Regions from separate parts of the Homo sapiens genome. Here region 2 is linked to region 1. The links are chromatin contacts, found by Hi-C or POLR2A ChIA-PET in ENCODE. All regions are on one chromosome and are shown on one strand. The core of a region is the stretch at or near the end of the contact, and the rest is flanking DNA. Distances in the headings are between cores, read along the strand shown.

What was found. A loop is a pair of places that touch in the nucleus more often than their neighbours do. ChIA-PET counts read pairs that join two places held with the same protein, here RNA polymerase II (POLR2A). Pooled maps may share reads with other maps.
Region 2: a loop to region 1 is called in a map of tibial artery, with 2.4 times the contacts of the local background. The contact joins the promoter of TP73-AS2 here to the enhancer-like site in region 1. A Hi-C loop is called at or near these places in 3 of 168 maps with a recorded cell type or tissue (lower leg skin, ovary and tibial artery) and 2 of 50 pooled maps. POLR2A ChIA-PET finds 5 or more read pairs at or near these places in 2 of 52 experiments (B cell and MCF 10A).

What each region holds. Positions count from the first base shown.
Region 1 is chr1:3,469,494-3,473,209 of GRCh38, reverse strand. It overlaps ARHGEF16 (Rho guanine nucleotide exchange factor 16), which reads right to left. Exons shown (of 15, transcript NM_014448.4): 6 at 3,617-3,716; 7 at 1-132. Among named protein-coding and RNA genes, the nearest start is that of ARHGEF16, 17 kb to the right of the region's middle. RefSeq lists an enhancer at 1,018-1,643. Within about 2 kb of position 1,250, at least 4 of the 41 ENCODE cell types and tissues checked have a DNase peak (open chromatin) inside an H3K27ac peak, as active enhancers do.
Region 2 is chr1:3,709,823-3,715,983 of GRCh38, reverse strand. TP73-AS2 (TP73 antisense RNA 2) reads left to right here and starts at 1,686. Exons shown (of 2, transcript NR_185884.1): 1 at 1,686-1,797; 2 at 3,546-3,784. The region is part of intron 4 of TP73 (tumor protein p73); the gene reads right to left. RefSeq lists a silencer at 1,151-1,390.

The DNA of each region.
Region 1 (3,716 bases), core at 1-2,500:
TGTTGGTAGACCTCGTTGGAGCAGTAGGCGATGTAGGGGTGGAAGTGCTTCTCAGCGTGCTCCTCCAGGATGTCACTGATGTCCTCGACCAGCACCTGGGCCTTGTGCCGCTGCTCCAGGTCCTCGAAGAACCTGAAGGCAAGGAGGGGTGAGGAGGGTGCCACGGGCCTGGTGGTCGGGCCCCACGTGTGCACACACAGACATGCATCTGCATGCACACTCACACATACATGGACGTGGCAGGAGCTGAGCTCAGCTCCCAGAGGCAGCACACAGCAAGCACTTGGGGCGGGACCCGGACCTGGGATGCTGGACAGCAGGGAGGGCGGGTGGGAAGTGGTCAGAGGCCTGGGGCTCCTTACAGAGCCCCCTGCCACGATCCCACGCACTGGTGCCGTCCCTCTGTTGTCCAGGGGCAGCCCCAGGGACTGTCCCCAAAGGCGGGCCCATTTGGACCTCCTGTCCTGGTGCCCTGTCCAGTTGGTGCCCTTCGCCCTTCAAGCTCCTTCCAGCTAAAACGACTGGGCCTCCACACAGGCCCGGGCCCCCGCTGCCGCACCAGCTTGCCCCTGGGAAGAAACTCAAGGACGGAGACTCAGGGGACAGGCACAAGAGCAAAGAGGGGCGATGCCTGGGGCCACCCCTTCCAAGGATGAGTCCCAAATCCGAGGCAGCTCTGCTGGTCAAGCTCCCAGCTGGGTTCATGAACTGTTTACTTTCACTAGGTCCCCCACCCCGTTCTGAGGGAACAGTCAAGGCCGGGGGGGGGCCAGCTGTGGGCTCTTGGCAGACTCCCTGGAAGGGGCTACCAGCCCCTCACCTCCCCATGACCCAGGCCTTGGTCCAGGGTGATCAGGATGAAGGGAGTTAACACTTGGTCAGAGCTAGGCCAGGGCTGCCAGGATTCTGCCCCCATGGGCGGCCACGGCCACCAAGGCTGGGCTTGGCTGGACCCACGATGGTCACCTGCTGTGTGAGGCGGTGGCTGGAGCCTCGTCCATCCTGCAGACCCTCAGAGCACCCAACCCGAGACCACATCCGTGTCTCCAGGCCGCCGCCACAGGAGGTCCTCCCAGCCCAAGAGCTCTGTCCTTCGGAGGACTCCCTTACCCAGCGTGGAGGTGGGCGGGAGTCCCTCCTCCTCTGCTCACGGGGCCCGACTGGGCCTGCCACCCACGCAGGAGCCACGCTTCCTGCAGGGAGAGTGTCCTGACAGCTGCTTGCCCTTGAGAATCCCCAGCAGATGGAGCTGCAGTCCCCGTGGACGAGGACCCAGCAGGTCATGGGAGGCCTCGGTTGCTGGATGAGCAGGGCCACGACATGCGTACGTGCCCAGGCCGGCCAGGCCGGTCAGCAGCTCATATGGGTGACTGCAGGTTCTGAGAAAGGTCTGGGAGAGCCGCCCACCAGCCGCTTACCCCAAATAGCGATGATTCCCCAGACAGTTCACTGTGAATGCCAGGAGCTGTCGGGGGCCCAGCTGGGGGAGGAGGCCGGAGCTTCCCGCCCCAGGGCAGCAATCTAAAGCCCTGAGGAGGTCAGAGGCAAACATGCAGCTGCCTGAGGCAGAGGGGACCGGAGGACACAGAGCTCAGAGAACACAAAGCCTGCCTGGCTGGGGGCAGAGCTGGGGGAGGGGCAGCCGCTATCCCAGACCCCTCCCCCTCCCCCAGCCCCATCCCATGCTGAGTCAGAGGTTGGGAGTTTCCCATAGCTGGTCCCTGGAGCTCTACAGGAAGCCCCTGTCTCCAGGGACAAGGCGGCTCCCTGCCCACCCTCAGGGCCCCAAAGTTCCGCAAGGGCACCCCACAGGCAGCAGATGGGTGGGACTCGCCAGGGGCGGGGCTGATATAAGAATGCGCCAGCAACCACCACTGTTGGGGCAGCCCTGTGCCAGGCACTACAGGCCCCTAATCATCTCCCAGCGCCACCCAAGCCCACGAGGGGACCAGAGGCACCGCCCCTCAGGTTAGCATTGAGGCTGAGGCTCAGGAGACTCGATGCTCCGGGGTCCTCCTGCATATAGGGAGCAGCACAGGGTCGAGACCACACATACCCCTGCCCAGGCACACACACCCACGCACACACACCCCTGCCCAGGCACACACACCCACGCACACACACCCCTGCCCATGCACACATACCTGTCCATGCACACACACATCCCTGCCCACGCACACACACCCCTGGCCAGGTACACACACCCACGCACACCCCTGCCCACGCACACACACCCCTGGCCAGGCACACACACCCACGCACACCCCTGCCCATGCACACACACCCCTGCCCACACACATACCCCTGGCCAGGCACACACACCCACGCACATACACCCCTGCCCACGCACACACACCTGTCCACGCACACACACCCCTGCCCACACACACATCCATGCACATACACCCATGCATACACACCAGGGTGCCGGATGCTCCCGAGCCACCCTCCGGGCCTTGGGGCCAGCCCACTCACACACACCCCTGACCACGCACACACAGCCATGCACAGACACCCTTGCCCACGCACACACACCTACTCACATACATCCCTGACCACGCAGATACACAGACATCCCTGCCCACGCACACACACCCACTCACACACACCTGACCGAAAACACAGCCACTCACACACACCCCTACCCACTCACACATAACCCTGACCACGCATACACACCCCTGCCCACGCACACACATCCCTGCCTGTGCACACACCCGTCCATGCACACACATCCATGCACACACCCGCGCACACACAACCATGCATACACACCCCTGCCCCACACCCATGCACACACACTGCTGCCCAGGCACACAAACCCATGCACACCTACACACACACATACCTGCCCACGCACACACAACCCTGTCCACACACACCCGTGCAGACACACCCGTGCAGACACCCCTGCCCATGCATACACACCCTTGCCCATGCATACACACCCCTGCCCCCACACACCCATGCATACACACCAGGGTGCTGGATGCTCCCGAGCCACCCTCCAGGCCTCGGGGCCAGCCCACTCACACACACCACTGACCATGCACACACAGCCATGCACAGACACCCCACCCCACACACACACCCACGCACACACACCCCACCCCACCCCACGCACATACCCCCGTGCATGGCTGCAGCTGCATGTCCAGCCTCTCTACCTCCAGGCCCTGCAACCAGAGCTCAGGTCCAGCCACCAGACACCTTTGGGTGGAACATGACCCAGAGCTGCAACTCGAGGCTTCCTGCCTACAGGTGAGCAGCTTGTGGCCACCACTGCCTGGATCATGCAGCCCTCTGTGCCTGGACGTCCTGGTGGGGTGGTGCTTGGCAGTGGGGCAGGGTTGTACCCCTGGGAAGTGCTCCACGTCTTAAGAACGACCAGGATGCCACAGCCCCAGTGCTTAGCCCGGCCCTGGGGCCAGCTCTTGGTGGCCTCAAGGACCCTCAGAGGTCATCACACTCCGCGGGAGCCAGCAGCTGCTCTAAACCATCCACATCAAGGTGCAGCGCAGGCTCCCAGGGGCCTGCTGATGACAGTGCGGTGCCCACGGGGGGAGGCACCTTCCTGGCAGAGGACCCTGTGTGGAAGGCTGTGGCGTGGCCTCACCTCTGACTGGCACCCAGGACATCCAGGATGTTGGAGAAGAGGTGGTGGTGCTCCATCTGGGTCACGGTCGCCCGCAGCTCCTTGGACTGCAGGAACTCCT
Region 2 (6,161 bases), core at 437-2,936, 240 kb before region 1:
TGGAAGCGCGGCTCCCTGGGAGACACTGAGTGCACCCAGACCACAGGAGCTGGAGCCTGCTCGATCCTCGTCCCATGCACGGCTGCCTCTAGGGATCTCCATCCTGGGCTATGATCGGGGTAGGGGAGGGAAGCAGGTATGTGCTGAGCCCAGGATAGACTTGGTGGCTTTGTCTCCAGTGCATAGTGAAGGCCCAGGGGTCCAGTAGGAGACGAGGGCCACAGGCAGAGGAGATAAGAGGGGCCTAGTGTTGGGGGAGGCTGCGAGGCAGCGTTTGCCCAAGGTGTCTGCCTCTGTTGGTGTGGAGACCTGGGGAGACAGTGAGTGCTGTCCACCTGCCAGGGAATGGGGCACCTGGGTCCACCCTCATGGCCACATCCACTGCCCACTGGTGCCTGCCCTGCGCGGGGCCCTCACCTGACCTTGGCCCTGGGAGGTCAGGCACTGTCACTCCGTTTAGTGACCCAAACCTGCCTGCTAAGCTGGGGTGGACCAGCACCCAGACCATAGCTGTCTGACCCCCAAGCTCCATCTCCCAGCCCTTTGTCACTGCTGGGCTTGACTTGGGTCCTGGGGCCTGGGGTCGGGGTCTAGGCAGAGACCCGCCTTAAGCACCCCTGGGTTCCAGGAAGACGGCACTGCAGAGGCGTCACCCCTGGGTTCCAGGAAGACTGGGCACTGCAGAGGCGTCACCCCGGGTTCCAGAAAGACGGTACTACAGAGGTGTCAGGTGGGACATGGGCTTCTTACCCCGTGGCTGGACTTAAGCCCCTTAGGGGTAAGGGGAACAACAGCCAGGGGCCTCACCTGCCCTGGTCCTGCTGGGGATGGGTCTCCATGGACAATAGAGACTGAGACTCACACAGACTGCCTTGTGTCTGGCTGGGATTGGGTGGCCCAGCCTGGACAGCTCCAGCCTCCACTTTGCTGCCGAGATGCTGTGTGAGGAGCTCAGGGCCCAGTCCCCACCCGGTCGCCGCTGTCCTGATTCACTGAGACCGCGTGCGGGTGCCCTGTGGCTGCTACTATCACTGTCACTCTGCCCAAGCCCGGGAAGGAATGAGCTGCCCAGGCAGGGCGAGGAACTCCATCTGCTCTTATTCCAGGACCCAGGTACCCCATCTGGGGCCTTGGGGACAGAGGGGGTGGCAGGGCAGTGCCCTGGGTCCGCAGAGACAAAAGCTGGGGCTTGCAGAGGGCCCCGGAATGCCCACCAGCAGCTGCCCCTCCGCTCTGAAGACACAGAGTGTTCAAAGCACCACACTCAGCCTCTGCCCTGGGCCGGGACCAAGCGCAGGGTCCTCTGCCCGCAACTTGCTTTTTGACAGCGCCAGCTGGAGGGCCCGTTGCCAGTAGCCTGGCCTCTCCTCCGGCCTCTGGCAAGGACCTAGCTAGCGGGACTGTGGGCCAGGCCCTGGAGCTGTCCCACGAGGGGCCCAGCAGGCTGGCAACAGGCCTGCTCTGCTCACTGCAGAGAGGGCCCCTTAACTCCTGGGGAGGAAGCCCCCACCATCCTTGCCCCCACCATCCTCACCCCCACCCTGACTGGTGGCTTTGAGGAGAAGCCAGGATTAACCCAGCCTTTTGAGGCCCGGCTTTGTCAGCTGTGGGGATTGGAAGGGTGCCCCAGGGTCAGTGGGTGCCCTCTGCTCACAGGACAGTCCCGGAGTCTCTGGCCACAGCTTCCTGGGACAGCCTTGGGGGCTGGAATTGGCAGCAGCTGGAGGTGGCCGGAGACAGCGGAGGGAGGGGAGTAAGCTGTGGACATGGTGGGGTGGTCCCTCTTCAGCTTTTAAGGTAATAGTTGGCTAGAATCTAGGTTTTTGCTAAACTTTGTAAATCTTCATTGAAATGCCTGGGGGAAGGAGAATTTTGGCCTCCGAATCTCTGACCCCTGCAGAGAGTGGTGTCTCCCCAACGCCAGGTGCAAGGAGCTGGGTGCCTCGCTCCAGTGGCATGGCTGGGGGAGGGGTGGGTTTGCAACCCTTGGGGTGGCTCTGGGCTTTAGGTAATCCCCCTGTGCGGTTTCCCCATGGGCTCTGACTTCTGCCTCACTGAAGCCTGGAGTGCTGTTACCTTCTCCAAAAGGGTCTTTCTGCCCTAAAATGCCCTGTTCCGCTCACGGCCTCTGCAGCCCCATCGTAACCCCTGGCTGTGGACACCAGCCTCGGCCGCCACGTAATCTCTGAGCCTCACGCTGTCCGCCTGGAGTGCAGAGAAGATGCTTTTCTTTCCAGCCGGGACACCCTGGAATTGTCTGTCCCCCTCTTCCTGAGGCTCCTCGGAAAAGGGACAGAAGGTCTGGAGGTCGCTCAGGGCCTTCTCTACCCAGAGGCAGGGGCTGGGCCTCCAGGGTCCGGGTCTCCAGGGTCCGTGGCTTCAACTTTTGGAATCTCAGAAAATCCCAGAAGTGACCACTGGCCTGGGGTGGCAGAAACCCACCAGACCGGGAAGCAAAACTAACTCACTGCCCAGCTGAGCCCCCCACCTTGCCCCGAGTCCCACACGGCCCAAGGTCCAGGTCACCTACGACCGCATCTTGGCGTCAGCACTGGGTCCAGGAGAAGCCTGGGACGGCCCTCCCCTGTGGGCCTCTCTTTCCCCCTGTCAACGGGAGTTAGTGGCAGTGAGGCCAGGCCTGGGAGGGGTGAAGGCAGAGGGGGCAGGGAGGCACCAGGAGAGGCCGGTCCCCAAGCCCAGCTGCCTGGCTTCTCGCCCATGAGGCTCGCCAGCCTCGGAGCACTCCAGTGATAAAGCGTTCTTGAGGGATTTTCCTTTGTCAACAAAACCAAGCAGTGAAAGCAGACAGGGACAGCTCTCCACCCCCAGTCCCAGTTTGATTCACTGGCAGACAGCAGTGGAAGGCTCATGGGGGCCAAGGTACAGCCTGGGCTCCCCCCACACCCCATTCGGTCCAAGGCTTTCTCCCCTAGGGACAGGCAGGTCCCTCTGAGGTGTCAGCACCTCCTTATCACTGGTTCCCCTGGGGGCCCTGAGGGTCACAGGGACCTGCCCCACAGAGCTGGGAGCAGAGGGTGGGGCAGGGGGCAGGGGCTGCTCGTGGGGACCTGTCCAGGGACCTGTAGGGGCCGGGGTGGGGCACCACACGGGCTGCAAGGGCAAGGTTAGGGGTCTGGCTGCTGGGGCCAGGTCCGGCTCTGCCCTCTGCTGACAGGTGACCCTGGTGTGCCCTCTGGGAGCCTCAGTTTCCTCATCTGTAAAATGGGGAGTGTGGGAGGCCCTGCACATAGGGGCAATGCTGCTGCCAACGCTACTAATCAGACATGCTGGGTCCACAGGGCTGTCCCCAAACTGGAAAGAAGTCCTAGAAAATAGATGATTCTTCCTAAAACGTAAATTGGATCATGCCTCTCCCCCAACAGTCTCATGCCTATGGAAGGGAATCCTGTCCCCCAAGGGGTTCTCCCTCCTGTCTCCTCCAAGAACCAGGCAGTGTGGGGTGGGGCAGCAGGACCCAGGGTCTCAGAGCTGGGGCCTCCCCAGCCTCACTTGGGGCCTCCAAGGCTAAGTTCTGTGACCTCCAGGGCCCAAGAGTGAGTTCCTCTGGCTGCTCCAGAAAGTGAAGAGAGAAGAGCCAACCCCGGCTCGGGCCACGAGCCCCGAGGCGCTGACCACAGCCAGAGCAGGCCTGCTGGAAGCTCCGTCCCTGCTGCAGATCCCTGCGCCACATGATATCAGCAATTGCTGCAATTTCGCCCTAAGTACTCTTGTTTCCCCTAATAATCCACGTTTCATCTCCACAATAAACATTGTTAGAACTCTTCCCTCAGCTTTACGCACATATAATTGCTTCTGGTGCCAGTAAAAGGTATTAATTCCACTCATGCATTCCATAAACTTTTAGGATAATGCAATTGATACCATGATCGTGTTGGGACACCTCCGCTATTATTCTCCTGCTTGCAAGCCTCCGAGGCGCTGGGAAGGTTGCTCCAGACCCATTAGTGTTGACTCAGCCTCATTCTCCCCAGGAATCCCGTGCAGAGCCTTTGTGCTTCCCTGGCCGTCCTTCCATATGTCCCTCCTGGACGGGGGGCTTTCCTACCCGTGGAGCCAGCTCTCCCCTAAGACAAACATGTGTGCACATGCTCGCGCACACACACACACACACACACATACACACGCTCGCGCACACACACACGCTGAGTCTGAGAGCAGCTGGAGGGCACTCAGGGGGCTGTGTCCGGGCCATCTTTCTGTCTGGAGGAATGCTGGGGCAGCTGGCCATCGCACCTGTGTGTGTCCTCACCATCCTGCCATGGCAGCCTGCCTCGTGGGCTGTGGGTGGTGTCACTCAGCATGCCCTGAGGTGCCCACAGATGCTGTGCTGGGCCAGGGCTTCCAACCCCACACTGCCTTCTTGCCTGACCTCAGAGCCCCGTCCCCAAACTTCCCAAACACCAAGGACAGCCACCTTCCCTGATGAGGCTGAGCTGGGGGCAGAACGGCTGAGCCGGGGTGTCACAGCATCCGATGCCCATCGCGTCGGGCTGTTCTGACAGCTAGAGGAACTCCTGTTCATTCTCTGCCCCGAGGGCCTCCTGGAACCAGCTGTCCACACCACTGCCAACCTGCAGGGCTCCCAGGACAGGAGTGGCCAGCAGGGCTCAGAGGCCAGGTCATGCATGCCCTGCAGAGAGCTCTGCCCACACTCTGAGCCCACACTGTCCCACAGAGGGTGTTGAACTGGGAGAAGGGCACTGGTGTCACCATCAGCACTGCACTCAGAGCTCACGTGTGTGGAGCGCTCCCCAGGTACCCTGCCCTGACCTAAGAAGTCCCAAGAGCCAGCTCCTTTGTCCCCACCATGGCTGGCAGGCCATACCTCTCTTTGCAGGTGAGGATGCCAGGGCAGAGGGGCGAAGCAGAAGGTGCTCACGGGCAGCTCTGGGATTGGGACCCCAGCAGACGCCAGCTCCACCCCTCTCACCATGCAGGGTCCCTCTCACCAAATGCCGGCCTTGCCCTGTCACTGGTCACTGGTTACACTCTCGTGGCTAAACACAAATCCTTCCTCTGGCTGCTCGGTTACCCACGACTCGCCTCCTCCTCCTCCTGGGTTTCCATGGGGTGGGAGCTACTAGAACCCTGGGCAGTGATGGGGGGAGGCCTGTGCATGTACACGCATGCCTGTGTGTTTACATGTGTCTGCGTGTGCATAAGGTACTTGTGTATCCACGTGTGTGCATGCATGTGGGAGGGTGCTGTGTCTGTGTGTGTGCACATGCGTGTGTATGCACACATATGCACAGACCTGTGAACCGCAGCCTCCAGACCTCTCAGTGCCCAAGGAGATCTGAGGTCTGATCTGTGGTCACTTGGGGGCTGGTGAGGGTGTTTTTCCTGATCGGGGAGAAAGGAGGGCGGCAGCCAATGTGGACTTGTACTTGAGAAAAATATGAATTATCTATCAGTTACCAGCCGGCTGGCGTGCCGGGAGCCCCAGGAGTCACGGTGCAGAGGCCGGACGCAAGCACAGGCAGCAGGGCTGGGCAGCACCCGCATGGTGGGACCCCAGAGCTGGGAGCAAGCGGGCTGCCCGGCGGCCCCGTTCTGCACTGTGAGCCGACCACTTGCCTGCCCCTCCCTGGGCAAGGAAAGAAGCCCTGGTGGAGGGGGTTCTGGCCCCAGAGAGCTGAGGTGCCAAAAATCTCATTATCAATGTTTGTCCCACCCCCTGGATCCACAGGGCTTCGGAGGAGGAGCCCTGGGTGCAGGCGACAGCATTTTCCTCCCCAGTTCGCGCCCCCCCACCCTCCCCCCGCCCCAGCATCCACAGAGCCCAGCAGGGAGGGAGCGAGGAGGTGTCACTGCTCCTCTGCTGGGCACCAGGCACAGCTTTCCCCTCCCGCTGGTGCAGCTGACCAGCCCGGGATGCCTGGTCTGAGCAGACCAGCCCATCCCACAGGGCAAGGCCACCCCGTCCTGCAGGACAAGGCAGTTGAGACAAAACCATGAAGTCCCTTGAACCTGATGCCACACACCTGGCAGGGGGTGGGGGTGGCAGATACCCTAGATGGGGGAAGCCAGCCAGAGAGGGGGTTGCTCCTGTCCTTCCATGAGGATCAGCTCAGACCACATGCAGTGCATTCCAAGCATGGTGAAGACCCCATCAGCATCCTCAGACCATGGGAGGAAGG